4 separate regions of the Mus musculus genome follow, and regions 1, 2 and 3 are each linked to region 4. The links are chromatin loops, found by intact Hi-C in ENCODE. Cell type or tissue: left cerebral cortex. All regions are shown on one strand. Region 1 overlaps Ppfia2 (protein tyrosine phosphatase, receptor type, f polypeptide (PTPRF), interacting protein (liprin), alpha 2). Region 2 overlaps Ppfia2 (protein tyrosine phosphatase, receptor type, f polypeptide (PTPRF), interacting protein (liprin), alpha 2). Region 3 overlaps Ppfia2 (protein tyrosine phosphatase, receptor type, f polypeptide (PTPRF), interacting protein (liprin), alpha 2). Region 4 overlaps Ppfia2 (protein tyrosine phosphatase, receptor type, f polypeptide (PTPRF), interacting protein (liprin), alpha 2).

The links. A loop is a pair of places that touch in the nucleus more often than their neighbours do. Peaks named below come from ENCODE experiments on the same cell type or tissue, not always from the same donor. Only the 100,000 strongest peaks of a DNase experiment are listed, where the experiment ranks them.
Region 1: a loop joins it to region 4, with 2.7 times the contacts of the local background. A loop is called at or near these places in 2 of 42 quality-filtered maps.
Region 2: it touches region 4 in a loop (5-fold over the local background); 3 of 42 quality-filtered maps call a loop at or near these places.
Region 3: a loop joins it to region 4, with 9 times the contacts of the local background. A loop is called at or near these places in 2 of 42 quality-filtered maps.

What each region holds. Positions count from the first base shown.
Region 1 is chr10:106,811,809-106,819,808 of GRCm38, forward strand. It overlaps Ppfia2 (protein tyrosine phosphatase, receptor type, f polypeptide (PTPRF), interacting protein (liprin), alpha 2), which reads left to right. Exons shown (of 32, transcript NM_001205341.1): 8 at 7,528-7,749. Among named protein-coding and RNA genes, the nearest start is that of 4930532I03Rik, 210 kb to the left of the region's middle. In left cerebral cortex, no CTCF peak of the experiment used is centred here; DNase peaks (open chromatin) are centred at 3,776 and 6,777; H3K27ac peaks cover 853 bases.
Region 2 is chr10:106,627,529-106,635,528 of GRCm38, forward strand. All of the region lies in intron 3 of Ppfia2 (protein tyrosine phosphatase, receptor type, f polypeptide (PTPRF), interacting protein (liprin), alpha 2), which reads left to right. Among named protein-coding and RNA genes, the nearest start is that of 4930532I03Rik, 29 kb to the left of the region's middle. In left cerebral cortex, no CTCF peak of the experiment used is centred here; DNase peaks (open chromatin) are centred at 4,849, 5,337, 5,637 and 6,505; H3K4me3 peaks cover 3,145 bases; H3K27ac peaks cover 3,060 bases.
Region 3 is chr10:106,834,478-106,842,477 of GRCm38, forward strand. Ppfia2 (protein tyrosine phosphatase, receptor type, f polypeptide (PTPRF), interacting protein (liprin), alpha 2) reads left to right here. Exons shown (of 32, transcript NM_001205341.1): 11 at 1,219-1,302; 12 at 1,575-1,706; 13 at 2,804-2,866. Among named protein-coding and RNA genes, the nearest start is that of 4930532I03Rik, 240 kb to the left of the region's middle. In left cerebral cortex, no CTCF peak of the experiment used is centred here; a DNase peak (open chromatin) is centred at 4,179; H3K27ac peaks cover 1,402 bases.
Region 4 is chr10:106,757,952-106,765,951 of GRCm38, forward strand. Ppfia2 (protein tyrosine phosphatase, receptor type, f polypeptide (PTPRF), interacting protein (liprin), alpha 2) reads left to right here. Exons shown (of 32, transcript NM_001205341.1): 5 at 4,032-4,196. Among named protein-coding and RNA genes, the nearest start is that of 4930532I03Rik, 160 kb to the left of the region's middle. In left cerebral cortex, no CTCF peak of the experiment used is centred here; DNase peaks (open chromatin) are centred at 3,290 and 3,800; H3K27ac peaks cover 1,012 bases.

The sequences.
Region 1 (8,000 bases), 54 kb after region 4:
AAGTAACTAAGTTATGTCATTCACTTATATTTGTGGCTATCATGTAATGAGAACTTAAGGAATTTGAGCAACATAGAAATATTGTTTTGAACCCACACTTGGAGATAGAATCCTTACGACTATTTTCTGGGGAAGGCAGCTCATATAGCTATTGTAATCAGTATACAGTCTTATTTGATGACTTGGATGTAAATGGAAGCTCAAGATTTAGCATATTACATGAACCTTCATGATCTCTAGGAAGAAACAGTGGTGTTTGTAGGTCACTCCACTGCCTGTATCCTTCCAAAATCTCTACTTGTACTAATGCTTAGGATAGAATTTATTTATGTCATTCACTCATATTTGTGTTGGATTGTTGAATAGTATATTTAATATTTCATTCAAAAATATTCTTTATATTAATGCAATATTGATTTATGCTAAGTGTACATCAACCACCTACATTTTTATTCTTCTTCTTATTATTTTTATGCCTGTCAATATTTCCTGTCTGAATCTGTGTTATTTATTTTATAGCTCTAGATACCTTCATTTATACATTCTTTTGCTCACAGAGATAATTCTTCCTAGTCTAGAAAAGTCTGATGATTTATGGGAATGTCTGTGAATGTCATAATAACTTCTTGACAGTGTAATCGGCAATACATTGCTAACTATTAAATGCCAGAGTTACTTGTAAAAATGGGATGGAACTGTTTATTGGTTATTCTGTATGTGCTAGTAAATTTTAATAATATTTATGCCTCTATTACAAGAATTTATTTACTAGGTAGATCAATTTCAATCACCGACTCCTCTACTTTCATATTTCTATTTTCTTTTAGAAAGATCAGTAAATAGTAAGAAGTAAGAATAGTAAGAGAGAATGATAATCTATTTGAAATATAGTAAAGTAACAAACTAGCTTTTTTGTACATGTACATGTTGAGAATATTCTTATAACAGAAAATATATATTAACTCTTAAATGTATTAGTGTTAAGGAAAGACACCAACTATTCTTTCCCATCAGCAGTAAATAAATAGCTAATATTTAAATATATGAGTAATCTGAATTGAATGTGTTTTTTAAAAGAACCTTTATTTTAGGGGCCTGAGCTGCAATTTGGGGGATATAGTATTTAAGTCGCATCCCCTGGTTTCATCCATAGCATAGAATTTTAAATCAGCTTGTATATTTATAAACAGAGAAGTTTCACAAACACTTCAGGTAAAGGTAAATTGGCAGATCACTCCAGCAGATTTTCACATACTGCTCTAAATTTCACAGGTGTGTCCAAGCGATGCAATGCATTTCTGCTGCTTAATGAATTTAAAGGTTAACATTTTAAAAGAGTCTTATTTTAGTTGCCTGATTACTGTTTATATTTATTTAAAATTATCTCATCTTAAACCTAATAAAGCTTGCTGTATTAAACAAGATTTTAATGGACTTCAGGTGCACAGAATTGCAATAATAAATTTTTTTCTAATTATAAAATTACAACCATTTATATGAAATAAATACTCAAAATATGCACATAATTGAGATAGATCTATATTATTTATATACATATGTTTATGAACACACACATAACTGATCATATATATTCTATATACTTATATATCATATCTATATAACATACTGATTTTTATACACACCACACACACACACACACACACTGCAGTGCTACCTTAAGCCTGGAAGTTCTAGGAAGCTTAGAAGACAGTCATAACAAGCCATTTGGAGCATTTCTCCATGGTTTCTGCTTGAATTTCTCACTCCATGTTTCTGCCTTACTTGAGTTTCTGCCTTGACTTCTCTTGATTATTGAATATAACCTGGAAGTTCAAGATGATACAAACCCGTTCCTTCCCAAGTTTCTTTGTATCAGAGTGTTTTATCACAGTGATATGGAACAAAGACAATTATGTAAGTCTTAGCATGCCAAAGGTATTAAGGATTCCGTGATTTTAAATAGAATTTTCCCATTATAAAAGTAGGTTTGAATCATTTTACAGATTTGAAAAGTGTTTTTAAAAAGCAACTTTATTCATTTACAATACACATAAGGATTTTAACCAATCCTAAATCTGATAGGGGACTAATATCCAATATATACAAAGAACTCAAGAAGCTGGACTCCAGAAATTCAAATAACTCCATTAAAAATGGTGTACAGAGCTAAACAAAGAATTCTCAACTGAGGAATACCGAACGACTGAGAAGCACCTGAAAAAATGTTCAACATCCTTAATCATCAGGGAAATGCAAATCAAAGGAACCCTGAGATTCCACCTCACACCAGTCAGAATGGCTAAGATCAAAAATTCAGGTGACAGCAGATGCTGGCAAAGATGTGGAGAAAGAGGAACACTCCTCCATTGCTTGTGGAATTGCAAGCTTGTACAACCACTCTAGAAGTCAGTCTGGAGGTTCCTCAAAAAATTGGACATAATACTACCGGAAGATCCAGTACTCCCTCTCCTGGGCATAAACCCAGAAGATGTTCCAACTGGTAATAAGAACACATGCTCCACTATGTTCATAGCAGCCTTATTTATAATAGCCAGATGCTGGAAAGAACCCAGATGTCCCTCAACAAAGAAATGGATACAGAAAATGTGGTACATTTACACAGCTATTAAAAACAATGAATTTATGAAATTCTTGGGCAAATGGATGTATCTGGAGGATATCATCCTTAGTGAGGTAACCCAATTACAAAAGAAGTCATTAGATATGCACTCACTGATAAGTAGATATTAGCCCAGTAACTTAGAATACCCAAGATACAATTTGCAAAACAGAAGAAAATCAAGAAGAGGGAAGACCAACGGGTAGATATTTCATTCCTCCTTAGAACAGGGAACAAAATACCCATGAAAGGAGTTACAGAGACAAAGTTTGGAGCTAAGATGAAAGGAGGGACTATCCAGGAACAGTTCATAGAATAAGGTGTGCTTAGTCCCTCAGAGCCCTGGGCTGGGGGTGGGGTCTGTTTGGGGTCTGTTTGGTTGATACTGTTGTTCTTCCTATGGGGTTGCATACCCCTTCAGATCCTTCAGTCTTTTCTTTAAACCACTAACCAAAAAATTCCCATGGAGGGACCCATGGCTCCAGCCGTATATGTAGCAGAGGATGGGCTTGTTGGGCATCAGTGAGAGGAGAGGCCCTTGCTCCTGTGAAGGCTTGATGCCCAGTGTAGAGGACTTCGAGGGCGGGGAGGAGGGAGAGGGTGAGTGGGTGGGGGGGCACCCTCATAGAAGCAGGGAGACAGGGAGGGGATAGGGTGTTTCAGAGGGGGGACTGGGAAAGGGGGTAACATTTGAAATGTAAATAAAGAAAATAGCCAAATGAATGAATAAACAAACAAACAAACAAACAAAGGTAGGCAACTGTGACCTCTTGCATTATGCAAATATCTGAACAACGACTGAAAAGAGAACACTAAAGAGCAATTCAGAGATGAATTTCAGGGGAGGCTGGTACTGTTTGTTAGGTGTGTAGTAGCTATGATAGTTTTACAGGGTTTTAAATTTTTAAAAAAAGCATCTTGGAACTGAGAAAAATACAAACCTTTACCAACAAAAAGCACTGCTTTTAAAAAGGTATATGCATGTGTCACAAGAGTTGAAAGCTTTTTTTTTTTTTAATTGTTAAATTGTAGCTGTAGAGGCACAGAGACTTGTGAGGCAAATGTGTAACTCATGCCTCAGACGCAGATCCACTTAGGTAGCCAATGGGCAGGGAGAGCCTGGCAGTTGGGTTTTAAAAGGGGCTATTTTCTGGTTTTAGTGATGCTTCTTAGGAACAAAATTGCACATGGGAGGAGGATACATTTACATTTTTATTCAAATGCTTCTTAATTTATGGAGGGTTGGAACAAACTCATGCTGTTAAGGGAGTGTCTTAGGGGAACAAGCTGTGCTGCTTTGATCTTCCCAGACCTTCCTGTTTATGCTTGGTTAGGATCTTTCTCTTTCTGAAAATCATCTCCTCCTCTGCCGTCTCTGTTCTCTAGATGCAGAACTTGAACTTAGCATCTATGGGACAAAATTTCTCATTTCCTTGCTTTTCGTCCTTCCCATATTTCTTTTCTCCCCTTCATTTCTCCAATCTATCCATCCTTCCTACCGCTGTTTTTCTTCTTCCCTCCATTCCTTCCTTGCTTTGTCATTTATTCCCTTTGTCATTTCTTCCTTCTTCTTATCTCCCTTAGTTTCCTCTCTCCCCTATCTCTCCCTCCCTTTCTCTCTCTCCATTCTTTTCTTTCTACTCATAGGCCCACCCCTGCTTGTGTACTGTATTGATGACTGAATTCAGGTCCTTGTATATGCACTGTATGTGTTTTTCACCAAAGCCGATATCCCAATCATTCCATTAATTGAAAAATAGTTCCTGTATATTCTTTCCTGATAATTTAGTTATCAGGAAAGAATATCATGATAATTGCATTGCCCTGCCTGAATATCCAATTCACTTGAAAGTTTTAACTGCTACTCACATATGCAATCGATCACTAAAGCATGCTCCTTCCATCAAACTGAAACATTGCATTTTTGGATTAATGTATTCTTTTTCTAATGAGCCTTCCTTTCTCTCTGAATTTTCGTCCTATCACTCTCTTATACTTTGTTACCTTTGTTTGACTTTGCATACACATGAAATTCTGCATATAACCAAGATTATGTTGTTACCAATTTTCTGGTTCATCATATTTATAATCTCTTCCAAGTTCAATCATGGTACATAAAATGGAAAGGCTCTTCGTTGTAGAGTCAGTATTATATTAGCATATAACCACATTTTCTCTACTCATCTGATCAGTTAGGAAGCACTTTGATGTCATATGTTGAGTGTTATGAGTAATACTACATTGAATAACAAGGTAGAGATGGCATAGTAAAATTCTCCTTTGTATATTTAGTAATACACTGAACAGCGAGCTCACTAGATTACATGCAATTCTATTTTTTATTATATTGATACCTTATCACATTCCATAATGGCTGTATAACTTATATTCACTTAATGTAAATTCTTGCCAACATGTGCTGTCCTCTAACATTTGTATACCAGGCATTAGAATAATCATGAGATAATTTTTCATTGTGGTTTCATTTTGTACCTCCCTTGATGATTTCTAATGTTGGAACTATTTTCGTAAATCTGGTCATATATAACTTTTATTTTAAGAAATGTCTTTCTGGATTTTTTGAAGATTTCTCCATATATTTTTTTTAGTCTTTTGTTATTGAGTTCTCTGCTTTCTTTAAATATTTTCATATTTTTTAAAAGAAATTTTTGAAAAATAGATTTCCTACTTACTAGACAGCTTTCCCAAAAAGGAGAAATGACTGCTTCAACATATTTGACCTTTTTCAGCTTCCTCCACTGTGTATTGTACATATATAATGTTTAAGTTTTGATAATGCAGAAATCAGAATTTCAGAGGGATCATATAAGTTATGTTATTTCAACCAAAAATGTAAATTTTATTCGTATGAATGTCATGAAAACTAAAACCTGTAATTTTGGTGTCCCATTCATCACTCTATAAAAATACGTTGGGAGAAGAATGGAGTCCTGAGTAAAGAAGGAAATATGGGGAGGGCCTACTGTCATTCAAAGATCCTTGACAAGTCATATGGAAACCTACTACTATAGGTTTCTAGAATTTATAAGTATATGAAAGAATTTTAAATGCAGTCACTCTAGGATGGAAAAGACAACGCCTCAACTAGACATCTACAACCACCAAGAGCTAACAGTGCTAGTAATGGATTACATCTTGTTGAATAGTTGCCTGAAATTGTCCTAAGATTGCCTAAGCATCATCAGAGATGGTCAACACTTTTGCTTACCATTCACAGACTGATGATAAGGCCCTACTGCAGAAAATACGATGTAATTAGGTTATACAACATGAAATAAAGTTGGTGCCCAGCTTGAAACTTAACTTCTAGTGACTTGTTTTCATGGTTCTAGAATGTACTTTCACACTACAGGAGGAGAAAAATAATCATCAAATAATACCATGATAAAGATCCTGAAATCTACAACAAGAATCTGACTACAAGATATTCTGGTACAGTGATGGAACAGAAGTTATAGGAATAATCAGACAATATTTTATTGATTTAAGGCCCATTGTATGAGATGGAACCAAACCCAATATTGATAAAATGGTCAAGAACCTGAAGCTACATAAGTGATGGTCTCTAAGGAAAATGCTAATACTATTATTCTGCTAAAAATATCAATAAAGTGACTCCTAATGACATATTGCTATTTGAATAAATCATTTCACCACATAGCCCTTAGTAGAGAAACTTTGTTTTTATAGTAGATGCTAAAATGGACACCCACAACTGGACATTATATGCAAAGTGAAAGATTTTGATACATACAGACCGAAATGGGATTTCTTTATCAACTGGTCCCATTTTCAGTGCTGGGGAATCTATGTGGAAGAGGAGGGAGAACTATTGTGAGAACCAGAAGTGTTTAATGACTCAAAGGAAGAGACACCATCCATACATAACAGGACTGATGCACATATGAACTCATAGAGACTGTAATGTCACATATATGATGCCCAAATTTAAATTAGATAATCTCAGTCCTGTGAAGGTGAATTGGAAACAAAGTTCCATCCTTAAACAAGAAGCTCCTTGTAATCGACACCTTCTGGGAATTGGAAAATCAATATTCTCCAATGGAGTGACATTAAGTATTCCAACCACCCTCTAACGTGGGCCCTGTGCCTAGGAGAAGTTGGCCAGCATAAGGAAATCAGGATCACATGTTTTCAAGCGTTGGGTAGGTTTGGGGTGGGAGGATCTGGGAATATTTTGGGGAAGCAAAAGAACATGATCCAGATAAACTGTTTAAAGTGTATGAAATATTTTATTTCAAACGCAAAGTGAAATAAAGTCTGTGAAACTCAAAAGAATTTGGATCAGAAGTGAAAACATTACATACTTTATATCCCTATCTATTAATTAAATCAATGTGCTATATGTCTCACATATATTTGTGGTCTGTCTTAAATCACGTATAATATAGATTTCTCATATATACTTTATAAAATTATCGTGCAAATGCATCTATCACCCTAATTAAAAAACTACTGGTTTGCTTTCATATTTTAAAAATATCTATTTTCTGTGTGTGTGTGTGCGTGTGCGTGTGTGTGTGTGTGTGTGTGTGTGTGTGTGTGTGTGCACGTGCAGGTTCTTGTGCAGTCCAGAGGGAGGCAAAAGATCCCCTGGAATTAGGGTTACATGGGGCTATAAGCAGAACACTTTTCAGGTCCTCTATCTGAGCAGAACTGCTCAGCCACCTATCTGGCTCCTCCATGCCATTTTTCTTTATCTATTAATATCAGTACTCCCCAATTCATAGTTTCTCACCAACACTAGTTTGTTTCAGAATTCTTATTTCTCATTGTGAAGACATTTTTGTTTTCATTTTACCTCTCATCCTTTGGGTTATGAATAAAGAAGATCCTAAGTGCCATGCTTTTGTCTCTTCCTGCAGCGTCTATCCAATGGCTCCATAGATTCGACAGATGACACCAGCCAAATCGTCGAGCTGCAAGAATTGCTTGAGAAGCAAAACTATGAAATGGCCCAAATGAAAGAACGCTTAACAGCTCTCTCTTCCCGGGTGGGAGAGGTGGAACAAGAAGCAGAGACAGCAAGAAAGGACCTCATTAAAACAGAAGAAATGAACACAAAATATCAAAGGGACATCCGAGAGGTAGGTAGCTCATAGCAGTTTGTCTTTGCTTCTTAAATGGCTTCCTAAATGTTGCTCTGAGAAGCTCTACCCATGCACTTCCCTAATGGCCAATAGTCTTTTCTTCTTGAAGACCATAATTAGGGTTGTTATTTTAGTTATATACCTGTTCAGGAAGACAGAAATGGTTTACTTATCGGTTCTTTAGATACGTATGAATGGAGAGCTTTGGAATCAAGGCTCAGCTATTATAAAGTCTTTCTGAAGATGTA
Region 2 (8,000 bases), 130 kb before region 4:
CACAGGCTTTGTTATATATGTTCTTTTATTTACAAGTAAATGTCTTAATGATCTTACGATAGATTGAAAATAATCAAAGAATTAAGTTTTTTAGTATTCTAAAATAACCTTGAAAAGGTGTTTCTCAAGCTAAGGAATGATGTCAAAACATATTCACCACAACTGTGAAAATATAACTCTAAAATTCAAATCTTTTTACCAGACAAGAATGGTTTGATTATTCTTGATTGTGGAGAAATATAATACTGGCAAGATAAAAGTTTTTTCCTAATTTCACTTGGGAATTTATGCACAAGCCTACATCCAATGCCTTGAAATTCTATCAGCTGTATTTCTTGGTTCAATGCCTTTTGAAGGTTAATCTTGCCCTTTGGGGAGCTGACATCCACCTGCATTTTCTGGGACCACTCTGATGCAGACTTCTTTTGAGATACTTTTTGAACCAAATCACTTAGAATCCTGCAGGTTGCAACATTGATCAGTACTTGAAACAGTGCACTGCAATTCTTTTCTTAGTTATTGTCTATTGTCATTTACTATTGGCCCAACCAAATATAAAATAGGATCATACTGCATATATTACAATCATTCTTCAGAGCTTGGGGACAAGATCAGTCAATGAATAAATACCCTTGCTTATTAGCCATTGATATATGCAGAAGCAAATCTATGATGTTGAGGGAAAGTGAATAGAGAGCAAGGACTATAGTCTTCTAATTAGGTTAGTCAAAAATTCATATATGTTATTAATATACTACAGAGATCATATTGGCATGTACACATGATTGAAGCATAAACAGCTTAATGAAAGTACTCTCATGTCCTCACATGATTTACCTCCACAAATTCAGTTCTAACCATTCATGTTATATGGATTTCCTCATGGGCAGAATTTCGTTAGACTTAATGCAATTTTCATAAAGAATTTACAAATATCTTCTCTTTCTAAATGTTTCAAAAGTTCTCTAAACAGTGGCATAATTTTGTTTTTGATGTGAGTAGGAAAGACACAACTCAAGCCTGCTAATGTTATCTTTTGTTAATATCTGTTCTATTCATTTTTTGTCATATATATATATATATATATATATATATATATATATATATATTCCATATTTAATCCCCCCTACCATTCTGACTGTTCCACATCACATACCTCTTCCCCAACCCATGTCTCCACATGGATGCCCCCACCCTCCACCTCACCTGACCTCTAAACTCCCTGGGGCCTCTAGTTTCTTGAGGGTTAGGTGCATCATCTCTGATGTGAATACAGACCTGGCAGTCCTCTACTGTATGTGTATTGGAGGCCTCATATCAGCTGGTGTATGCTTTCTATTTGGTGGGCCAGTGTTTGAGAGATCTCGGGGGTCCAGATTAATTGGGACTGCTGGTCCTCCTATAGGATCAGCCTTCTCAGCTTCTTTCAGCCTTCCCTAATTCAACAACAGGGGTCAGCTGCTTCTGACCATTGGTCAGAGGCAAATATCTGCATCTGACTCTTTCAGCTGCATGTTGGGTATTTCAGAGGGCAGTCATGATAGGTCCCTTTTTGTGAGCGCTCCATAGCCTCAGAAATAGTGTCAGGCCTTGGGACTTCCCCTTGAGCTAGACCCTAACTTGGGCCTCTCCCTGGACCTTCTTTTCCTTAGGCTTCTCTCCATTTCCATCCCTGCAGTTCTTTCAGACAGGAACAACTTTGGGTCTGAGCTGTGACTGTAGGATGGCAACCCCATCTCTCACTTGATGTCCTGTCTTCCTGCTGGAGGTGGGCTCTGTAAGTTCCCTCTCCCTACTGTCTGGAATTCCATCTAAGTTCCCTTCTTTGAGAGACTCTCTCACTTCCCAGGTCTCTGGTGCATTCTGGAGGGTCCCATGAGCTTCCTATCTCCCTAGGTCGCCTTTTTCCCTCCTTTATGCTGGCACTCAGTGCTTCAGTCCTCTATTCTTATAATTCATAGTTCCTTTCCTTTCAAGTATGGATTACCGATATGATGGCTAACAAAAGACACTATACAACTAATTATACTCTATCATTAACGATTTTGCAAAAAAAAAAAATCAAAATTATTGTTTATGAATGTATGAATGAAAAATCAACTATGATGTTTAGATTTTTTGAATAGTACTAGAGAATAATTCTAGAACTTCAATTAGCCATGAAGCTGCAGGCTTGAGCTTTAGAAGTGAATTCTTCTCATGGATTTATGCTAAACACAAAGTGATTGATTAGGGAATTGAAGGGAATTAAAGAGTTAAAAAAGGGTATGAAAATATTAACTTTTAACGGTTTTAACTTTCTTTCATTTGCTCTTGTAAAAATAGATCATGCCTACTAAATTGCAGTGATGTTTCTACTTCATATGCTCAATTTATTTTTAGAATATCATAACAGATTAATTTGTAAAAATGAATACATCCATTGTTAAGTTAAATGTCAGCTGACTATTGTTTATGATGGACAAGTCCTACTTAGCTTTTAAAACTAGGATAAATTTAAGAGAATAAAGTGGCTGAAAACCATATCTTCGGACATAGTGTTTGACCTAAATCTCAGAGCAGTATTGAAACTCCTCAGGGATTCTAGGTCCAGAACTATCATGGCTCTTTAGGCCTGACTGAAGGATGAGCAGTGTGGGGAAATTGTATGTATGTGGTGGGCTAACTTTAATTCTCAATGCTTGCTTTAAGGAGCACACAGGCTAAGTAGATGTATTTTTCATTTTTTAACGAGTCAACCTCTCCCTGTTCAGTGATCTAATTCGTACAATGCTATGATTTTCACAGTGATGGTGGGCCAAATCTTGGCCATGGCCTCAGCAACTTCTGTGAATGTAGCTCGTTACATCAGCTTGACCACATCCAGAGTAGAAGACCACTTTCCCTACCGCTATCAGGCAGAGAACACAACTGTCTTGTTTCCAAATATGTTTTCAGAATAATGAGATAATACGATTAACATTATGTAGAAAGAGCAACTCTAAATGTGAGCTCTCTGTTGGGTCTGTTCATCACAGACAGTAAGACTATAAAATCAATTTATAATTTAAACCCATTTAAGAGAATCCCGTGAGGTAAGAAATAAGAGGGGGGTATATTAACTGAAAAAAAGGGATATTATGAGTACTTCAATAATTATTGAAATTATGCTCTTAAAAATTACTTGTAATAATGCAAGAATACTTAGCAAGTTACTGGTAGTAGAGAAAAATATTTAGAATTTCATTTAAGTTAAAAAAAAAATCTAAACCAAGCCAAAACTGAAATATCAGGGGCAAGCGTGTTAAAAGGAAACAAAATCCAAACTGGTGAGGAGATAATGTAAGCAGAAGAGGGGGTAGGGGTGATATTAAATACCAAGTAACATTGCAAAGGAGCAGATACACAGAACAGTTAATACAAATACAAATAGATGATTAAAATCAATGAAGGATAGGTAAACCTTTTCTGACATTTCTACATGTGTATGTGTAAACATTTGTATGTTTACAGTGTGTGTGTGTGTGTGTGTGTGTGTGTGTGTGTGTGTGTGTGTCTGTCTGTCTGTCTGTCTGTCTGTCTGTCTCTGCATGGGGAGGCCTGAGATTGATATTGAGAATCATTGTGTTGAGGTAGAGATCACCAATACAACCTAGAGCTCCCCAGTATGCATTCTCTGGTCAGCTAGCTTGCTCTGGAGATCCTGTCTCTGGGATTAGCAGCTTGCTGCTATGCCACCTCACATTTGCCTTAAACATGGAGCAGTCTACCCACTTCTGGCAAACCTCCTTCAGTGGATTCCTTTTAACATGGGTAGGTACCTTCCGAGACAAAACCCGAGGCCCCCAATTTGCTTCCCAAGTGTTGTAAGTGTACGCAAATAATAATTTGAAACTGCTATATTAGCCCAGAATAGCCTGAACTCATGGCAATGTGCTTGCCTCAGCCTCCCAATCTAGTATTAATATTATGTGTGTGCCTGGTCGTAGCAGGCTGTGATCCTTCCCCACTTCACCTTTCATCACCCGCCTCTTCCTAGGTGCTTCCTAGACCTTGATGATGTCTCACTGTTTGAACTTCGATATTTCTGCTAAGACAGTCTTCTGGGTCATCCCTTTCATTCCTGACATCTCCACCCTTTGAACCATGTGTAAATGGAACATTTATTTTTACCTCAAGAACTTGCCAAGTCATCCATCTGATCTTTTATACAGAGTGAATAATTGTTTAAGGACATAGAAAAATAAGCACGTTTAACAAACTACTTCAATGCTTATAAACACTTAATGAATCCCCCATTAAAGTTCCTCTGTATATAAATACATTTATTAGTGGCTTTATATAAGAAATGGGTTTTATTAAAAATGTGTGACATTTTAAGTGTTTTAGTATTATTTTTGAGCTAAGTTAGAACTGACTGAATAATTAGCATGCTGCACTTGTGATTTTTTTTTTTATACTCCAGAGAGGAGACATGATTTAAATTTTATTAGTAAATATTCCTGATATTACAGAGATTTGAAGGGTTGTAGATCTTACTTCCCAGTGTTGTAGTTAGTTATATTTTGATCTATATGAAAGAATTCTCACCTTATGAAGGCTTTACAAAAAAAAAAAAATCGACACCATTAGAAAGACTGAAAGTAGACAGAGAGATTGAGGATTAAAAAAAAGAAAAAAAAAAAAAAAAAACAACAACCAAAAACTAGAGTGATAAAACCAGGCTTTGGTTACTAAACACAGCTTTAACAGTGTGTGAAGCAAGCTCCACGTTCGTCAGAAGAGGTCCTCTGAATAACACTGTGCATGCATCCCTGAAATGAAACTGTATGTTATTGGTTAACCAGGATATTTAGCATAATCACTCTGCTAGACTGTGGTGGAGGGGGGTGATTATCACCGAGAACAGATGGGCAGGTCCACTGCACTGCCAGATCCTGCACGGGCTCCGTTTATCCCTGGTTCTTGCTTCTTTCCTTCTGTGTTTTTAATTTCTTTTTTTCTTTCCTTTTTTTTTTTTTTTTTTTTTTTTTTTTTGTTTAAAAAAAAAAAAACACTCCACGTTATAAAGAGCTAGCTGCATGAAAGGTCAGTAGCTGGTGCCCTTAGAGCTTAGATTGCAAACGGAGAAGAAAGCTTCTAAAAGCTATTCCTGTGTATCCAGGAAGGATGGGGCAGATTTCGTTTTACTCTGTAGTCTCCCTCAATGCATGCACGGATTTATCTGCACGTTAAGCTCTCGGCTCGGCGTCTGTAGCTCCTGTGGATTATACTGTCTCTGTGATCAGAAATGATTTTCTCGGATATGAACACCGTCTCTGGCTCCCCTAAAGTCCATCTTCCTAATGGGACCCGGTTTTACACTTTTCAAGTAAGTGTGCTTTAAATGGCTTCACGACGGAGGAAGTCAATATATGGTCAAATTTTAATAAAGAGGAAATAATGAAAGGAAAAGTAGGCAGTGTGGAAGTAAGAAGTGGGTGTACCTAGTGGGTAATGTGCAAGCAATTAGTCTGTTTTTAAACGTAGAGAATGAATGGCGGTAGCCTTCTCTGTGAATTCCAGATAAATTATAATGAATGATTTATTTCACGGGCATTTTAAAATACTCTTTTATAATGTCGTGGAAGGTATGGAGATGTGTCGTGCCTGCTGTGTGTTTTTATGGCTGCAACTGAGTGAATTCTGTGCAGCTATGTCTCTCATGTATCACAGAGTAGAATTTAAAGGCATTCATAGAAGTTTACAAACTAAGTCCTCTGCGAAGAACAAAATCTGCTCTTTCGCGTACACAGCAAAAGATAATGCCTGTTATCTAATTTTGTTAACTGTGCAAAAACAACTACGATTACAGGAGACTTAGCCATCTTGTCTACTATGCTTTTCAATTTGAGGTAAAGTAGAAACTAATTAGGATAGATTTTTCTCTGTTATCAGAGTCAAAATGATTTATGTGAATTACAAAGGTGTTGCCTGTTAAATGTGTCTCAAACGCCTGGGGATACACCAGTTCTCGATGTAGAAAAGGCTTAATTCTAAACCAAGTCAGATTTTACCTCCTTTAAAAGCTCAAATGTGTGTATCTTTCAAGTACCAAGGCTGACTTTATAATTCGGTGTTATGGTTTCTGAGACAATGGGCTTCTTCGCACCGCAAGGTTTGTGTTGTGGAGCTAATAAATGCCTTTCATCATTTTTGATTGAAAAACTATCATTTTCGCTGTGTATGATGTTCTGAAATAGGTGCAAATGGACAGAGGGAAAATATGGAAAGCGTATTCAGAATGTTAGAAGGGAGCCTCTGTGTAAGTGAATACTGGATTTCTAGAAGTTTCTTTTGCAAACTCTAATGTCTGAATACATTTGTTCTCTTGCTTGCTCTTCCCTCTATACGTTTATTTGTTTAATCTTGTCACCTCTCCTGCTTTACACTGATGTCTGCTGATAGCGCGTGTCTGTTCTGTGTTGTTCCGGAATATATTCTCTTCTCAGAGCCAATCTGCTTAGTGTGGCAGTGATTCAAAATGCCACTGCCCTAAGGCTCTGCACGGAAGCAGTACTTTTTTTTTTCCTTCCCTGTACACTGAGATATAAACACTCTTTACAATACCCTGAAGCCAACTGTGTGGGCAGCTTGGGACATTAGGTGCTCTACCCCAGTGTTTCAAAGTTTAAGGATCAGCGATTTCCACATGCTCGGTCATGACACAGGCTTTTTGCAATCCCTTCAGTGGAGGTCTTGCTGACACCTTCCTCAGCAGGTGATTTTTCTCTGAAAAATGCAGAGGAATAATTTCTAACCACTGTTGCGCTGACGTGATAATATACTCACTAAAAACTCTTAGTGTTCCGACAGTGCATAAGCTTTACTAAATACAAACTCATTTTTTCAGTGATCTCAATTCCATAAAACAGTATTTGATCTTGGAGTATGCAGTTAACACAAGGGGTTAAGTTTGGGCGATTATGTTTTTGATGGTATTACTTAGGAATTTTGTTGTAGACAAGACAATACCGAAAGCATGACATAAAGACTTTGTAGTTGAATCCTTATTTTTACCTTAAAATGAAGAAGTAAGCTATTATTCTTACTTGTGTGACTTAACCTTATTATTATTATTATTATTATTATTATTATTAAATCTTTTTTAACAGTCCAGTCACTAGCCCCCTCGCAGTCTGCCCTCTGACTGTTCCTCATCCCATTCCTCCTCCCCCATCTCCAAGAGGATGTCCACCCCACCACCACCCCATTCGACTTAATCTATTTTCAAGACAGTATGTTTACTTTGGCCTAAATGGTGCAAAAAGAAAAATCAAACTAAATGCTGTAAAAAGAACACCACCATATATCAAAAAAGTATCTTATGCAAAGATTAAAGTTTTAAAATGTAACTATTGTTGAAGTGGTGTCTTATGCATCTGAAAGGAACCGTCTGCAAGGAGTTTGAAATTACAGAGCTGACGTTCTTAAAATTATGCTATCACAGAAGAAACACATGCAAGGACACTAGACACACAGGCATGAAGGACACGGGACTTTAGTTCCATCACTTCATTAAGAATATAAACCATTCTTACCATTTTCTGAAGATTATGTTGTCAAATTTTATGATTAGCACCTAGAATAATTGTATTGAATAATTTTAAAGGTAAGAGGGCAAATGGCCAATGAGAAGTCGGGAGTGCACACTAGCAAAGAAGAGTTTATTTCCATTGCATTTTAATTTAGTAAAATATATCCATTACTTTTACATATATACACGCAAATACATTTTGTCCAGAATATCTGACACAAATTAAATTAATTTTTATATGTGTGAATTCTCACTTCTATGTTGCCATGAATATACTGGTGTCTACATATTTCTGTTCAGAGGATCCTGGAGTCAGTGGGATCCCAGTACACAGTTTATAAATTATATTTACTGAGGCAAAACTGAAGCTCTAGGGTATAGATCCTTGTAATGCTCATGGATGGTCAAACATTTAAGACAAATGATACTGGCAAGCTGTTGCAGT
Region 3 (8,000 bases), 77 kb after region 4:
TATGACATTATCATTGCATAATAAGTAGAGAAGTTTTAATATTTTCATTTATTTGTTTTTTTTAAATTACACTTAAGGATGGGATCATTGTATCCTAGAGCAATGCACATTGTGTACAGCAGTCATCTTTTATATGCAGCTCTGTTGCAGATGAAACTCAATTCAATTTGAATTAAAGAATATTCATAATAATATATACCGTTGGCTTAGTGCTATCTCTAATTTCTACATACCAGGTCTTCTATAATCCTGATACAAATATGGCACTCCTGAGTCATAAGGAAATGCAGTTGAGATGTAATATTTGCATCAGGTTTCTTTTCCTAAGTACATGATAAAACAAAACTAAGATGTTCTTAAGTATCTATCAGAGATATTCTAGTGTTTGGTTTCTCATAATTCCAGTTATTACATGTCATTTCTAGAGTTGCTTTAACTCACCCGGTAAAAGTCCATTACTGCCAGCTGTCACTAACCCTTCATACCTCAGGTTCACAGCTTTTGATGTGAGCATATCATTGTCTTCCATTTATAACCATCAACTGCATTATCTTCACCAGATACCAGAATAGTGTATTAAAGTATTGAATTTGCCGTCACTTTTATTTTAAGCATTCTGTACTATGTTCTGTTTGGTGTCAGTGTCTTTAGTTCTGATTTTTTTCAATTTTGTCCTTCTCCTTTTCCTTGACTTGTTAGTCTGATCCAACCTCTTCTACCTCATCTGATGATTATCAATATGTTATGGAAGCTAAACTACAGGAAATGATCTCCATACGTAGGAAGGTAGTCCTAGTGGACTTTACTTTCTATTGCTGAATAGAATCCATCTAAGTTTTTTTTCTTTTCATTTCTATAAAAGATTATGTTACTTTTATTTATTGATAATCGACCATCTGTGCAGTTCAGTGCTTCAGGAGCTTAAGATTGGACAATGGCAGGTTTGTGTTCAAGCCATGCACACTCTGCATGTTACATTTGGCTGACTCCATTGCTCATAAATAAGTCCAGTGTTCTGCTGATGCTTGGATGGAACAGGCCCTTGTTAGCTGACACATTTCAAGCGATGCTGTTCAGCTGCCTGTTTAAAGAAAGTTTATGTTTGGAAACTAAGTTTGCAGTTGGCAGTAGCTTGCTTTACATTTTATTTCAGTTTGTTTGGATGGGAGGCATTAACTCATTTTACATTTTGGGTCCAATCTTTGTATTCCTTAACAGGCTGAAGAGAGGCATGGAAATATTGAAGAACGTATGAGACACCTCGAGGGCCAACTTGAAGAGAAGAATCAAGAACTTCAAAGAGTATGCATGAAGCTTTCCCATCTATCATTAGTGTTTTTAAATTTACAGACTGCATATAAGAGGAAAACATCCCCTGCTAGAAGCTGTGCTGACATCATTTGCCTATGATCTAGGCATTTGAAAGAAAATAGTTTCTACAACTTTAACCAAAAACATGCATAAAATTACATTCAGCATAAAACCCACAAAACTATAAAATTAAGCTTGAAGAGCAATGAGTTTTATTTTACTGTGCCGAATATATATTTTTTTCTCTTTTCCTTAACTATAAGGCTAGACAAAGGGAGAAAATGAATGAAGAGCATAATAAGAGATTATCGGATACGGTGGACAGGCTTCTGACAGAATCCAATGAGCGCCTGCAACTACACCTGAAGGAAAGGATGGCTGCTTTGGAAGAGAAGGTACAGTCTCACACAGGAAGAGCATCACATGGATGCTTTGCTCTATTGTCTAGGTTGTAACTGCTCCTAGCCAGCTGTACTCATTGTTTGCATCAGGCAATCAACCTGCTTTCCTTAGCCTAAAAGATCCTCAATACAGTCTTAGTGAGTTACTAACTTCAACAAAATGCTATAACATCATTTATTGAACAAATTATCAGATGGCACATAATAAATACTACATATTAGTATGTTTATAAGAAACACATGTATGAAAACATGCCAGAATACATGATGAAATTTTCACCTATCTTCTCATTGTTTGTTAAATATAGAGGAGGACATAAATAAATATTGAGTGTGTGTTTATTTGAAATTATTGTGTGCTTAATCTGCCTAATAACCACCAACACTGCAAGCCAAGGCATGAGAGGCTATGTCAGGTAGAAGAGTAATATTGTAATAGATAGAGGCTTTTAAGCCCTCTATTTGTAACTGCATTGTTTCAAGAAATGTGCTTAAGTTCAGCCTGAAAATTGATGCAAAAATCATGCTTGTCATGTTAATAACTAGAAACTATCACAATAATCAGAATTGTTAGAGATGGTGACCAAACTCAAAATAAGACAGAGACATAAACACTAAAACCTCAGAAGCACAAATTATTTCAGAAACCTAAACAGAATTTCACTCACTCTGTTCTTGAGGCATTTTCCATGTTCATATAGTCAAGCAAAATGTTTTAACACAATGTTAGCCAACTTTGATTTTTTTGACACATTAGGAAGTCGAAGCATACTATGAATAGTTGGGTAATAATTGAATAGATTAATTCTTGTCTACAATAAAGTCTGTGAAGAATCAGAGTAATAGCTCATAGGGTAATATGTATGTTGTCTGTCTATTCAAGTGTAGCAAAGTAGCATTTCTTGTTTAAATAATTTATTTTGCAAAAGGTTCACTATTACTTTTAAAAACTTCAATAGAACTTGGTTTCCATAGAAACCAGGAAATATATTTATCAGGGAAGGAATCATAAAGGTTTTGAGTGTTAGAGTATTCATGTACATATTTAAATATTTTCAGCATATTGTTTCTTTCTTTTATCTTTTCCATAGAATGTTTTGATTCAAGAATCAGAAAACTTCAGAAAAAATCTTGAAGAGTCCTTACATGATAAGGTATCATGGAAACACATATTTTTATTCACATTCATGAATATATTATAAAATAAATGCAATAGAAACAGTTTTGTGTTGGATTTTAAATCAGTTTTCACTCATTTTAGCATAGTTTATATTTATGTAGATACTGAAAAGCTTTTGTCATTGAACACATTGCAAACCAGTACTCTGAAAACAATCCATGTTAGCTTAAAATCACTATCAATATCTTGTTTTGGATCATATTTATTACTATATATTCACTACAGTTTGTGAAGTTATGGAAGTTATTTCTGAAAAAAAAATACTGTTATATTTAGTTGGGTTACTAAGTATTTTCTAGCATATTCCTACTTCTGGAGTAATTTAAAATTGGAAGAAGAAGGACATATTAGGAGCACTGATTTAGAATGGCAGAAGTCAAAGGCCACATGAGCCATGGGTAGTAACAATCAGAGTATTCTGATGATATAAAGAAACTTCAGGGATATGTCATGTGACTCAAGAAATGGGCAATTGTATATCATCCACAGACCTTGCAAGCACAGAATACATATCATGCTTAGATGATCTTGTTAGTTTGGAGGGTGTTTTTCACATGTGTGATACTTTGAAAATGAGCAGGAGCTTGGTGAGGACAAGCCATTCGCTTTATAAAAGTTGTGGTAATATGCTGACCAAGCACAAGTTGTGAAATCTCTAAAGTGGTGATAGTAATATGAAGTTTTTACTTCATTCGCCTAGTTCGTTAAGTTTTCATTTAAAATGCTAGCTTAGTGTATATCCTCTAGTTGTGTATTAGAAACACGGCAAAAGGAATAGAAGGGAAGGGGGAAGGTAAATGAAGAAAAGAAAGGAGAGTAAGAAAGAAGTAGAAAGGATGGAAAGGAGAAGGAGAAAGCAAAGAATTAAAGATCTGGCACCAGAACAGTAATACAGAAGGCGACCGAAAATGAGACAGGAAAAGTAAACTTAATATTTTTCTAGAATGCTATATATTGTGACAATAATTAAAAAAAAAAAAAATAACTATGTGGTTCCACAGCCTGATGCCCATACTCTTCTGATATACACCATTGTTGCAGGTGTTGATAAAAGATTGGTTCAATTTATTACTGAATGGTTAATAGAGATTGCACAGAAGGGTCAATATTTTAGTAGGCTCTTAGACCCATTTAGTGAGCAGCTACTGGTCCAGGTAGAAGCTAGACCTACGAAATAGCATTGAGGAATCAAAGATGGATGACTAGATGAATCATCAGAATTTTGCTGGAAGTATCACATGTTTTGTGAACTAGTTCTGACCATATTGTGAATTTTGGCCTTGATCCTGTTATGCAGTGTTAAGTTATTTAAAATTCTGTGTGCTTCTGGCAAGATCCTCAAAACCTACTCCCCAGCACCTACACAATCCTACAGCTACAGAAATCTACCCAAGCTACCAACATTGCAAATCATCTTAAGCAATATGTCCTTGCTAATGTCAATCTCCAAAAAGTGTATTCCTAGGCCAAACTTCATTTTGGGGTTATTATATCATATTATATCATATCACATCCACTGATATTAGAACATCTATACTTATTCCAATGTCCACTAAAATTACTATGACCACAAACCACTATGAACAATATGTTCTGCATGTCTTCCCTGTCTTTTATTTTATAACATGTATCTTTGAAATTTAAGGTATTTACACTTATTTCTGAAGCAATTTTTACTCAGTTCCTGGCAGGCTTATTTAATCTAGCGGATCTCAACACCACTATGGAGTACTTTCTAACTTTGACCCCTACTATTTTTCCAAGAGGAAGATCTTGCATTTCAGGGCCAACTCATGTTTTCATCTGGACACTTAAAAATTCTGATTTAGTATGTTGATTTTTTTCCAGTGTTACCTACCTAGCCCATATCACATACAGCAAACACTACTGCCACTTAGCCTGTCCATTACCATTCTGAGTAAATCACATATATCCTTCCCCACAATTAAACATGAATAACGTTGACTAACATACATTAATGATGAAATTAGGTAAACAAACAAGAAATTATTTAAGGAACTTATTTATTTGGCTATATATCTGTTTCAGAGTGATATGCCAGCAAAAGAGTAAGCAATAGCTAACTCTTGTGTTTATATTTTTTTCTGTAGAACCTAATCATCAAATTCTGTTAGTTCTATCATCAAAACATAGCAAAAGTCTATGCATTTTCTCCAGTGAAGATTCATGTCTATCTCATAACTCTGCTGATATTATTTTGGAGAACTCCACATGTATTTATCACCTGCCTTCCAGTTCTATGCAAGCCTTTATTCAGAGCCATTGTGGTCACCGAGCTATAATGCTACTCTGCCCAGATCTTCCCGCTTTGCTCCCCTTTCCTACTCCTAGTAAGAAAGCCATAGACTTTTAAAGTACTTTAGAGTCTTTTGGAACTATGCTTTTCTTTCTTTCAGGGGTAATTTTACTAACTCCACATCCTAGCTGTGTTTTGCCATGATGTCTCTAAGTGACAACCCCGAGGATGGGTCCTGTCTCACCAAATATACTTCCATCTGTAAAGTTTTTTTCTTGATAGGTTATTACATTTTATTCAGGACTTCTATGCAATGTCATGTTATGCATCATCCTTGCACAGTTGCTCTATTTTCTACCAACAATATAACTTACTCAGGAATTTTATTTATTGGTTGTCTTTTCTACTAATGTACATTAAGGAAATACATGTATTGTATGCATTGTACACTAGGTACACAGAAGAGAAGCTCAATGAATAGGTTTTTATCTGAAAATAATAAAATTATTACTGTATTTATTATCAGTAATAAACTTATTAATTATCATTATTAAACAAGAAATCGTTTAAGAAAATTACTTGACTATCCACATGTTTCAAAGTGATATACTAGCATAAAAATGTGTGCTAGAGGTACTTAACCTGAGTAATAATTTACAAAAATGTCAAAGAAACATCGAGTAAATAGGATTTTTGTAGTCCTGAAAATATAAAGAACATATAAGAGAAATGTCACAAATGCTGCATTGCCACTGTGCTAGCTGGTTTTCTATTGCTGGGAAGAGACATCATGCCCAAGGAAGCTTACTGAAGGCAGAGTTTGTTAGATTTTACAGTCCCAGAATTTGAGTTTATGATCATCATGGCAGACTACACAGAATCTAGGACAAGCATGCTATTAGAGGCATAGCTGAGATTTTAAATCTGATCCATACATGGGAAGAGGAAAAACAACTAACTGGAATATTGTGGGCTTTTGATACTACAAAGCAAACTCCCAAAGACATACTTCTTCCAAAAAAGCCATACTTCTAACTTTTCCCAAAGAGTTTTACAAACTGGAGCCCAAGCATGCCAACATATGAGTCTGTGGGGGAGATTCTCATTAAAAACAGTCTCACTGTGTTGAGAAATGAAATATAAACTTTAAAAGCCTGTTATTAGATTATTGGCAGCCTTTCTTTCATTGTGGGTCTATCAATCATAAATGTACCTTACTTATTCACTTATTTACATCTCAATAAACTTTAAATTTAAGACTATAGGCTTCCTTTTTATAATAAATTTCTGCTTCTTTCAGTTGTTTTACTTTTATTTATTTATTAATTATTTACTTACTTATTCACTTTACAACCAACTTATTGCCACCCCTCCAAGTGACCTTGCCCCACAATCCTTTGGCCCTCCCCCCACTGCTTCTTCTCTGAGCAGGTGCCCCCTGCTCCAGTATTCCCCACCAGAGTACATTAAGTCTCTGAGGCTAGGCACATCCTCTCCCACTGAGGCCAGACAAAGCAGCCCAGCTAGAAGAACATATCCCACATACAGGCAACATCTTTTGGGATAGCCACATGTACCAGTTTTTCCACTCCCACATGAAGACCAGCTGAACATCTGCTACATACATGTGGAGAGCCCTTGATCCAGCCTGTGTATGTTCTTTCCCTGATGGTTCAGACTCTGAGATCTCCAAGGGTTCAGGTCCATTGACTCTATGAGTCTTCCTGTGGAATTCCTATCTTCTTCAGGGCCCTCATTCCTTCCTCCAACTTTCCATAAGAGTTCCCAAGCTCCATCCAATGTTTGTCTGTGAGTCTCTTCAGATGTAGTCTGTGTCAGTTGCTTGGTGGAGCCTCTCAGAGGACAGCCATGCTAGACTCATGTCTACAAGCATAAAAAAGCATCATCAATAGTAATTGGGGAATTGGTGCTGGCCCATGGGATGGGTCTCAAGTTGGGCACGTTATTGGTTGGCCATTCCCTTAGTCTCTGCTCTATCCCCAAGCCCTAAATTTCTTGTAGACAAAATAAAAAAGTTTTCTTTGCAGGTTCTTGTCCCTATTGCTCCATTAGAATTTCTGCCTGGATATAGGAGATGGCCTCTTAACATTCACTGTACCCAATACTGTGAGTCACAGCTAAGAATCACTCCCATTGATTCTTGGGTGCCCTTCTTATCCTGGGTCCTTGTCTTGCCCATTTTATTTTACTGATGTGTCCTTCAATCCTGATGGAAAAAAATGAAATCCTTCACTGTATTGATTAGAGTTGTCAAGAGGAACAGAACTGATAAAATAAGAGGATGTATTAGAATAGCTTACAGTCTGTGGTCCAACTATTCCAACAACGGCTCCTTTACAATGGAAGGTACAAAAATCCAGTGGTTGTTCGGTCACAAGGCTCAAAGTCTCAGCTTGTCTCCAGTACACACTGGAATCCTGAAGAAATAGGCTCCTATGGCAGTGAGAGAGACTTGCCAGGGACAGAGAGAAAGCCTGCAAGGAGCAATCAAGCTTACCTCACCCTCGACTTTTATGTAGGCTGCCGTGAGGAGAGATGGCCCAGATCAAAAATGTATCTTCCTAGCTCAAAAATTCTGGATTAAAAGTGGGTCTTCTCACTTCCAATAAATTAATTAAAAAACCAACTTCCTCACAGGTGAAAACAACACTTGGATTTCAAGATAATTCCATGTGTAACCAAGTTCACAAACAAAACAGTAACCATCACGTTCAGTTAATTCATACAGATGTGTTGTTTAATTTAAAACTCGGTGTGATTTGTCCTTTGTATTTGAAGTGACATATCTATAAGTATTCAGGATCTTAATAATCTCACTAATTTGCAAATG
Region 4 (8,000 bases):
CTTGGTTGATGGTTTAGTCGCTGGGAGCTCTGGGGTGTCTGGTTGGTTAATATTATTGCTCTTCCTATGGGTATACAAACCCGTTCAGCTCTTTCAGTCCTTTGTCTAATTCCTCTAATGGGGTCCCCAAACTCAGTCCAATGGTTGGCTGTGAGCATTCGCCTCTGCATTTGTCAGGCTCTGGCAGAGCCTCTCAGGAGACAGCTATAACAGGTTCCTGTCAGAAAGCTCTTCTTGGCATCATCAGCATTAGTATCTGGTGTTGCCTCCTATTCCGACCAGCAGAAAAGAATGACAACACTATGTTCTTCTCAAAGCAGTTTATTCAGGAACCTTTCAATATCATGCATGAATCTCTCTCCAGAAATCAATCTCTCCAGAAAAAAACAACCTGCCCCCAATCGCAATCCCTTATATATCCTCTCAACCACGTCCCATCAGCCCAGTCCACGTAACAGCAGTCCATTGGCCAGAATCATTACTTGTCATATGGTCCGATCTTGCATCATGGTGCACCTGTGCAGTTCTCACGATGGATGGATGCGGCTTATTTTCAGGTGTATGAAGAAGTCAGGTGCAAGTCATAAGACTTGGCTGCAGTCCTGGGTGCCATCTTGAGACTGCTGCCACACCCACTCCTGACAATCTGGGTTTGGTGTCTGTATATGGGATGGATCCCCACGTGGGACAGTCTTTGGATGGCCTTTGCTTCAACTCTTATAATGACAACATTTTTATGGAGCTGGCTTATAGGTTCAGAGGTTCAGTCCATTATCATCAAGGAGAGAGCATGGCACCATCCAGGCAGAAAGTGGGATGGAGTAGCTGAGAGTTCAACCTCTTGTTCCAAAGGCAAAATGAAGAAGACTGCCTTCCAAAGAGCTAGGATGAGGGTCTTAAAGGCACGCCCACAATAACTCACTTGTTCTCACAAGACCACACCCACCTAAAGAAGGCCACACCTCCCAATAGTACCATTTCCTGGACCAAACATGTTCAAATCAACACAAACTGTATTTGGACTGAGTCAGGAGAGGATAATGAATCCTGAACCCACATGTCATCAGTGGATGTAAAGGCAGATGAAGGAATTCTGGAGGCTGACAGAACACAGAAGAATATGCAAAGGGGAATGGAAGATGGAGGGAATGCCAAGAGTGTGGGATTGAAATATCAAATCCCCTTTGTTAAGGACTTGAAAGTTAATTTAATTTTTGTGGTTGAGCATATAAATAGGCAAGCTAGAAATGTCATGTGATGCTTGGGACATATAACTACAATTATGAAAGAGTTACACTTTACTGATAATGGCAGTCTATAATAAAACCATTGTGTGTGAGTTAGAGAAATTAGATAGAGTAGAAATATAGATTGTTAGAATACATAAAATTTAGAAATTTACAGAAATTGAAAACATTAGAAAAATCATTTACATGAGTAATAAAATTTGAAGGTGGGTTTGTGTCCCTATCCCTCCACTTAGGGCCCTCTCTGACAACTAGAGGTGGTCTCTTCAGGTTCTATATCCCCACTGTTGGACATTTCCACTAAGGTCACCCACATTGAGTCCTGGGAACCTACCCCATCCTAGGTCTCTTGGACTTTCAAAAGATTCCCCCCACCCCCAACCTCCTCTCACAGCTGGATATTTTCATTCATCCCCTTGGCCCTCTGGGCTTCTCTTCTGTCTCTCCCTCCCATACCTGATCCTGTTCCCCTTTTCCCCTTTCCCTCCCTTCTTCCACAGAGGTCTGTCCCAACCTCTGCTTCCCATGATTATTTTCTTCTCCCTGAGCTCCCTGAGACTAAGCTACAATCCAAAGAGCATACAAGGGTTGGGGGAGGGAGGAATACCCAGGGGCCCTACCCTCTCAGAGGCAAAGGAGAGGAGGATGGGGCAGGGAGAGTACTCTGCGAAAGAGGACTGGGAGGATAGACTTTTTGGATGTAAATAAATAAAATAATTAATAATAAAATTTTTTTAAAAAGATAAAGATTATCAACAAGTATGGATGGAACAATCACTGGAAGAAATCAGAATGATCAGGAAACTGACTTAGCACATACTCAATTGATAGCCCTGGGAACTGATAATTACAAGAAAGTTTAACAGTCAACAGAACCTAACAACTTAGTTGTTAATGTGCTCTTAGTCACAGAAAACAGAATTCAGTATAGTTAGTGTATTAGTTATGAGTAAAGCTGACCAGCATATGTACGTGAAATCTAGTTTAAACTATGCCAAGTTTTCACGGTGCCCATGATAACTCTAGAAGACACAACAGGGAACAGAAAAGAAGCTCAACGTAGCCAGTTCAATCTTTATAAAACACATTAAGAGCCAAGCTGCCTTCAGCCATGTAACAAACCACTGAATGATACGTAATGTTGCATAAATACTTCTAACACATTGGTTCTCAACCTTCCTAATGCTGGAACCCTGTGACACAGTTCCTCACGTTTTAATGACCCCAACATTAGAATTATTTTCATTGCTAATTCATAGCTGGAATTTTGATAATGTTTTAGATCATAATATAAACACACGTAATTCCTGATTTTTTTTTAAGTTCTTCCATTTTATTTTTTTTCACTGTTTCCATTTATATTTTTTTTCCATTTTTTATTAGGTATTTAGCTCATTTACATTTCCAATGCTATACCAAAAGTCCCCCATATCCACCCACCCCCACTCCCCTGCCCACCCACTCCCCCTTTTTGGCCCTAGTGTTCCCCTGTACTGGGGCATATAAAGTTTGCAAGTCCAATGGGCCTCTCTTTCCAGTGATGGCCGACTAGGCCATCTTTTGATATATATGCAGCTAGAGTCAAGAGCTCCGGGGTACTGGTTAGTTCATAATGTTGTTCCACCTATAGAGTTGCAGATCCCTTTAGCTAAGTGACGCCTGTGTAAAGATCATTTGACCCCCCCCCCCAAATCTGTACAAATGAAAGACTTGAAGAAAGTGTGTGTTGCAAGAGGAGGATAGTTGACTAGTCAGCATTTCTCCCTTAAATAAACACAAGTGCATAACAATTTTAGTATATATTATTATTCACTTGAGAATTATTGTCAGACTATGTCAGGATGCTTAAGGTGTTTTGTTTGTTGGTTTGGTTTTGGTTTTGGTTTTGTTTTGGATCGTTTGCTTTATTTGCTTGATGGAGTTAAGTTGCCTCAGAGCAAGAGCCTTTTATGTATTTAGGTACCAGGTTTTGAAGCTCTGTGTGTTTGGGTAGCCGCCAACAGGAGGAAATACACACTGGGTAAAAAGTGAAGCCAGTGTCCCTGTGCCCACACGCCTCAGTGTCTAAGTTAAGCAGAGGCTGTGGGTGCACTGCACTCATTGAAGGCGTAGGCTAATCAGGGTGGTTATATGCATATGCATGCACATTTCAATCAGAGGATCTTCATGGAAAAACGAACCTTACTATTCATTTCCCCCCAAGTGTAAATGGGGGTTTGTAGATTCAGTTAATATTTGCGGGTTGTACATGGCATGGGGCCAGGATAGGATGAGAAGGTTATATCAGGTTAACATGATGGAACATGATTAAAGATTATCCTCCTACCACAGACAGCTGTTTTTAGAGTCCTCCTAAATCTCATCATCGCCCTGTTTTCTTGAGGAAAGTTCTTCAAACTGCAGATTCCATTTTCCCAACATAGAACACACACAAAAATACTACAATTTTCTGCCCTGTTTTTTTTTTTTTTTAACCACACATTTTTTTTTTCTAATTATATAGTCTGTCAAGATAGAAGGCTTTCTAGAGGGGTATGTGCAAGCATCCGTTTTGATCCATGGGTATGCAAAGAAGCCCTGGTTCTGAAGTGAAGCTGAGAATCAGTTTCCTCATTGGCTTTGCAGTGAGTTTCTGGCCTTTAGTTCTGAAAACTCAAGTGTATCCACATTAATTTTCTTAGCAATGCTACCAAAAAGGCCAAGCATTCTTACTGCCTGCAAAAAAAGCAAGTGCCTGCTTAAACTAACTGTTTAAATTAACTAACTTCCCTGTTGATCCCACAGCTGTTACTGGAACACTTGGAGTGCCTTGTGTCCCGACATGAACGGTCACTAAGAATGACGGTGGTCAAGCGGCAAGCCCAGTCTCCCTCTGGAGTGTCCAGTGAAGTGGAGGTTCTCAAGGCACTGAAATCTTTGTTTGAACACCACAAAGCCTTGGATGAAAAGGTATCGTACAGATACATGATTTCAGGCCAATCCGTGCTTGCATCATTAGCGGGAAACGCCTTAATTTCACACAATTAAACAAGTAACTAAGGTCAAAGGAACACTTTTGAGTTTAAAAAAAAAAACTACTTAAAATACTGTGGATTTTAATAATACATACCACTAAATGTATAACTTGTCATAATTAAACATTACTGCATTCTTAGACGCCCCCTCCCCCGTGTCCAGAGGCATAATCTAATAATTGTAAATTTAGAATCTAGTATGGTGTAATTGCATTCTCTCTCTCTTTCTCTCTCTCTCTCTCTCTCTCTCTCTCTCTCTCTCTCTCTCTCTCTCTCTCTCTCTCTCTCTCTAACACCTAACATCACTCCATCTCTCAGTCTCTTACATGCATGCCCTTAGCAGCCATAGTTCCCAAAATAGCATACCAGTAACAGAAAATCACATGGATTTTGAAGTGCAAATTGGGCACGCTTTGGCCTTTAGACATCTGTATTTAAACCCTTCTGCGTGGCGTTGTTGCTGCTAATATTTTAGTTGCGAATATATATGTTGACACTTATTAGACGGAAATCTCATTTTTCAGTCTTTACAAAAGGAGCTGTAAGCTTCTCTCAGCTGCTATTCAAGTAAGATCTGCTAGCAAATATATGGCAATCTGGAGGTAATATCCTTTAGGGATTAATTAAGGTTTATGACACAATTTCAATTTTCAAAGAAGTTCAAAGCAGTGCTTTTTAAAAATTAAAAAAATATTAGGATTTAGTATAGCAAGAACTAGGGCACTTCACTGTAAAATATATGACAGGCTCTGAGCATTAATATCCAAACTAGGGATTATTGTCGGTTTATATCTAGGTTTTGAGTATGTAGAATTGTTCCATTTAATATTTATATACTTATATATTATTATCATCAGTCTCCCAGATAGTTCTTAGGAGAGGGATATGTGAAATGTATGGACAAGGATAACATTATTTCTGTCTTCTAGATTATTAAGAAGAAATTGTATCCCATTTTTCATCTTGGTTATGAGAGGCAGAAAATCATGAAATTTTTGAAGGAAACAAAACTACATGTCATATAAATAGCCATGTTAAGTATAATATCAAATAATTATACATATTATTTATAATTTATTTAGTTCCATAAAATAAAATTCTGCAAGAATTTATAGGACATTTGCTTTGTGTCAGAATCTGAGACAGATTTTTTCATACCAAGTAAGACATTCTCTTTATGACTAAAGAGTTCTGAGTCCTAGACATTCACACATCAGTGAGAGGCAGTTACAAACACAAGTGAACAATGCCCCAAGGTGTGACAAAAGTACTGTCTGACTTCATTGGATTGGAAAAGCAGTTAAAAGTGAATCCCATATCTTAACTAAATATTAAAGAACAAGGAAAGGCAGTTATTTTGAATCCAGAGACAGATACCCTAACACACAGGATGGACACCTAAAGTGACCTGGATCAGAAAGAAAAAAATGTGATTTCCAGAGAAATCAACTATATTTAATGATTTAAATCAATATATTAGGGAGTATGTAATTGTTTTCAGGTTCGCTATAAGAACTCTGCCATCACTTAAGAGAGTGAGCGATTAACCAGAGTAGAAATTAACAAATAACTTTTAAGACAATGATCTGCTTGTGTGAGTAAATTTAAAAGAATCTAAAAAAAAAAAAACTATCACATAGACGCTCTATAAGTGAAATATAGCGTAATATAAATATTCTTTAATGCAATCTATGAACAGATACAGTGTTTATGAGCTGGCCTCGTGCGTCATAGATCTTGGCAAGGTTACAAGCCACTGAACTGATGGTTATGAGCAAATGCTGAGGTCCCCCTCTGGTACAGACAGATCTGTGCAAGTGGCTTAGCCTTACTAACGTCACACTCCTTCTCAGAGAGAAAGATAACCGCTGTATCTACCCTGAACTGCTGAAAGAGTCGTCTACAACTGCAGAGCTTTGAACCACTCCTTACAATAAGAAACACATCAGTTAAAGTTAATTAATAGTCCCATTGGCATCAGAAAATGTCAGTGTTTGTGGGGAGTTTGAAACTAAGGAGTTGAGTTCCCTCTTGGCCCAGAGACCAAATAATATTTAATTTGTTTATTTAGGTACTAATTCATTCCCAATTGCCTTCATAAACGGTTTATCTGGGAGTGAAACAGAGCATAAATACACAGGTGTATAAATAACTAATTAGCATTTTAACCTAAATACTATGGCTATAAAAGTAGAGAGAAAAAGATAAGAAAATGTAACTATACCTCAGGCAAGTAAACTTCAGACGTTAATATAGAAAATAAATAAAACATGAAAGATTGAGCATGGGCATTCACCTTTATAATGGCCAGCAGTTTTAAAGACTGATGTTCACTACTATATTCACTGATACAGACAGACTTTTCATGTATAACTAAAACCAACAGTCATTTTGGCATCTGCCTCTGTTGATCCTATATTATGGTAAATGTAACAGAAAACATACATAAACATACATACATATATATATATATATATATATATATATATATATATATATATATAATTATTTTTACATAGTCAAATGTCATAGAGTCAAATTGGACTTGGTGTTCTAGTGCAAAAATAATTTCTCTCATTTTTTTCTATTTTAGAGTCAGGAATTACTAAAATAAAACCTTGCAATTTGAAATATTCACTCTTTCCATCAGTCTCTTCATTGGGCGATGCATTTGTCATTATAAAGTGACTTGTTTTCTTTTAATCTTCAGTGATAGAATTAGTATCTCTTTCATATATGTGTTAAAAGTTTCACTAAGCAATTTTCATGCCATTTAAAAGAACAGAAGAAGTAACAGAAAAATTAGAAATAAAAATTTTTGATGAATACGAATTCAGATTGTCAGTCACCATGTGCCTGCATTCAGTACAAGTAAGAGAAATTTCATGATACTAGTGGTTCAGTCCTATCAAAAGAGATGAATTAGAGGCAGGAATAGTTGCCAACTACAAAGGTTTACTTCTTCTTTGGACAAAAATTAAACAATTGTTAATTTCCACAATTTATACAATCTACCTAAATATATAGGAACAAATAATCCGACAAAAACCAAGAGTGTTGAAAAAAGTATGATGTTCGGCTTGTCGGATGGTGGCAGAGCAAAGAACTGAACAGTTCTGTTGCATAATAATTTTTTTCCTGTGATACAATAAAAGCCAACCTGATAGAGTAAAATGATCAACTTCTTATCTCTGGAAAGGTTACGAATTTGTATTCTTTTCTTTTCCTTAGAAAGTTTAGTAAATAAAGTTAACAATTTATTCATAGAAATGTTGTCTAAGATGGAGAAGCAAAGTTATTAATTAATCATTATTGATTCATTCTTTGAAAGTGGCAGCAAAGATTTTGCATTCATAATATTAATTGAAACTCTATTCAAAACTATATTCAAAATTGTGCTTATTGTCATATAAAGATGTTTTTATATTCCTTTATTTGTAATTAAAATGCTTTCAAAAACTTATGAATTCATGAAGAAGTAATTCATTATTCATATTTCTTGATAGACTTCATGACTTTTATGCCTTGATATGTGTTACTTCTGGGAAAAGAAATCAGTAGCTTAGACTTTTTAATATATTCAAGCTAGCAGAAATAGTTAAAAAGATAATTTAATCTACAGTACTGCTTTTGTTCAGGCAACTTTTATTTGACACCAATTTAGTTGTTAATCAGAATTAACTGCGTGATGTTTTTATTGATACTCTTGAGGAAGACATAGACTTGATATCTATCTAAA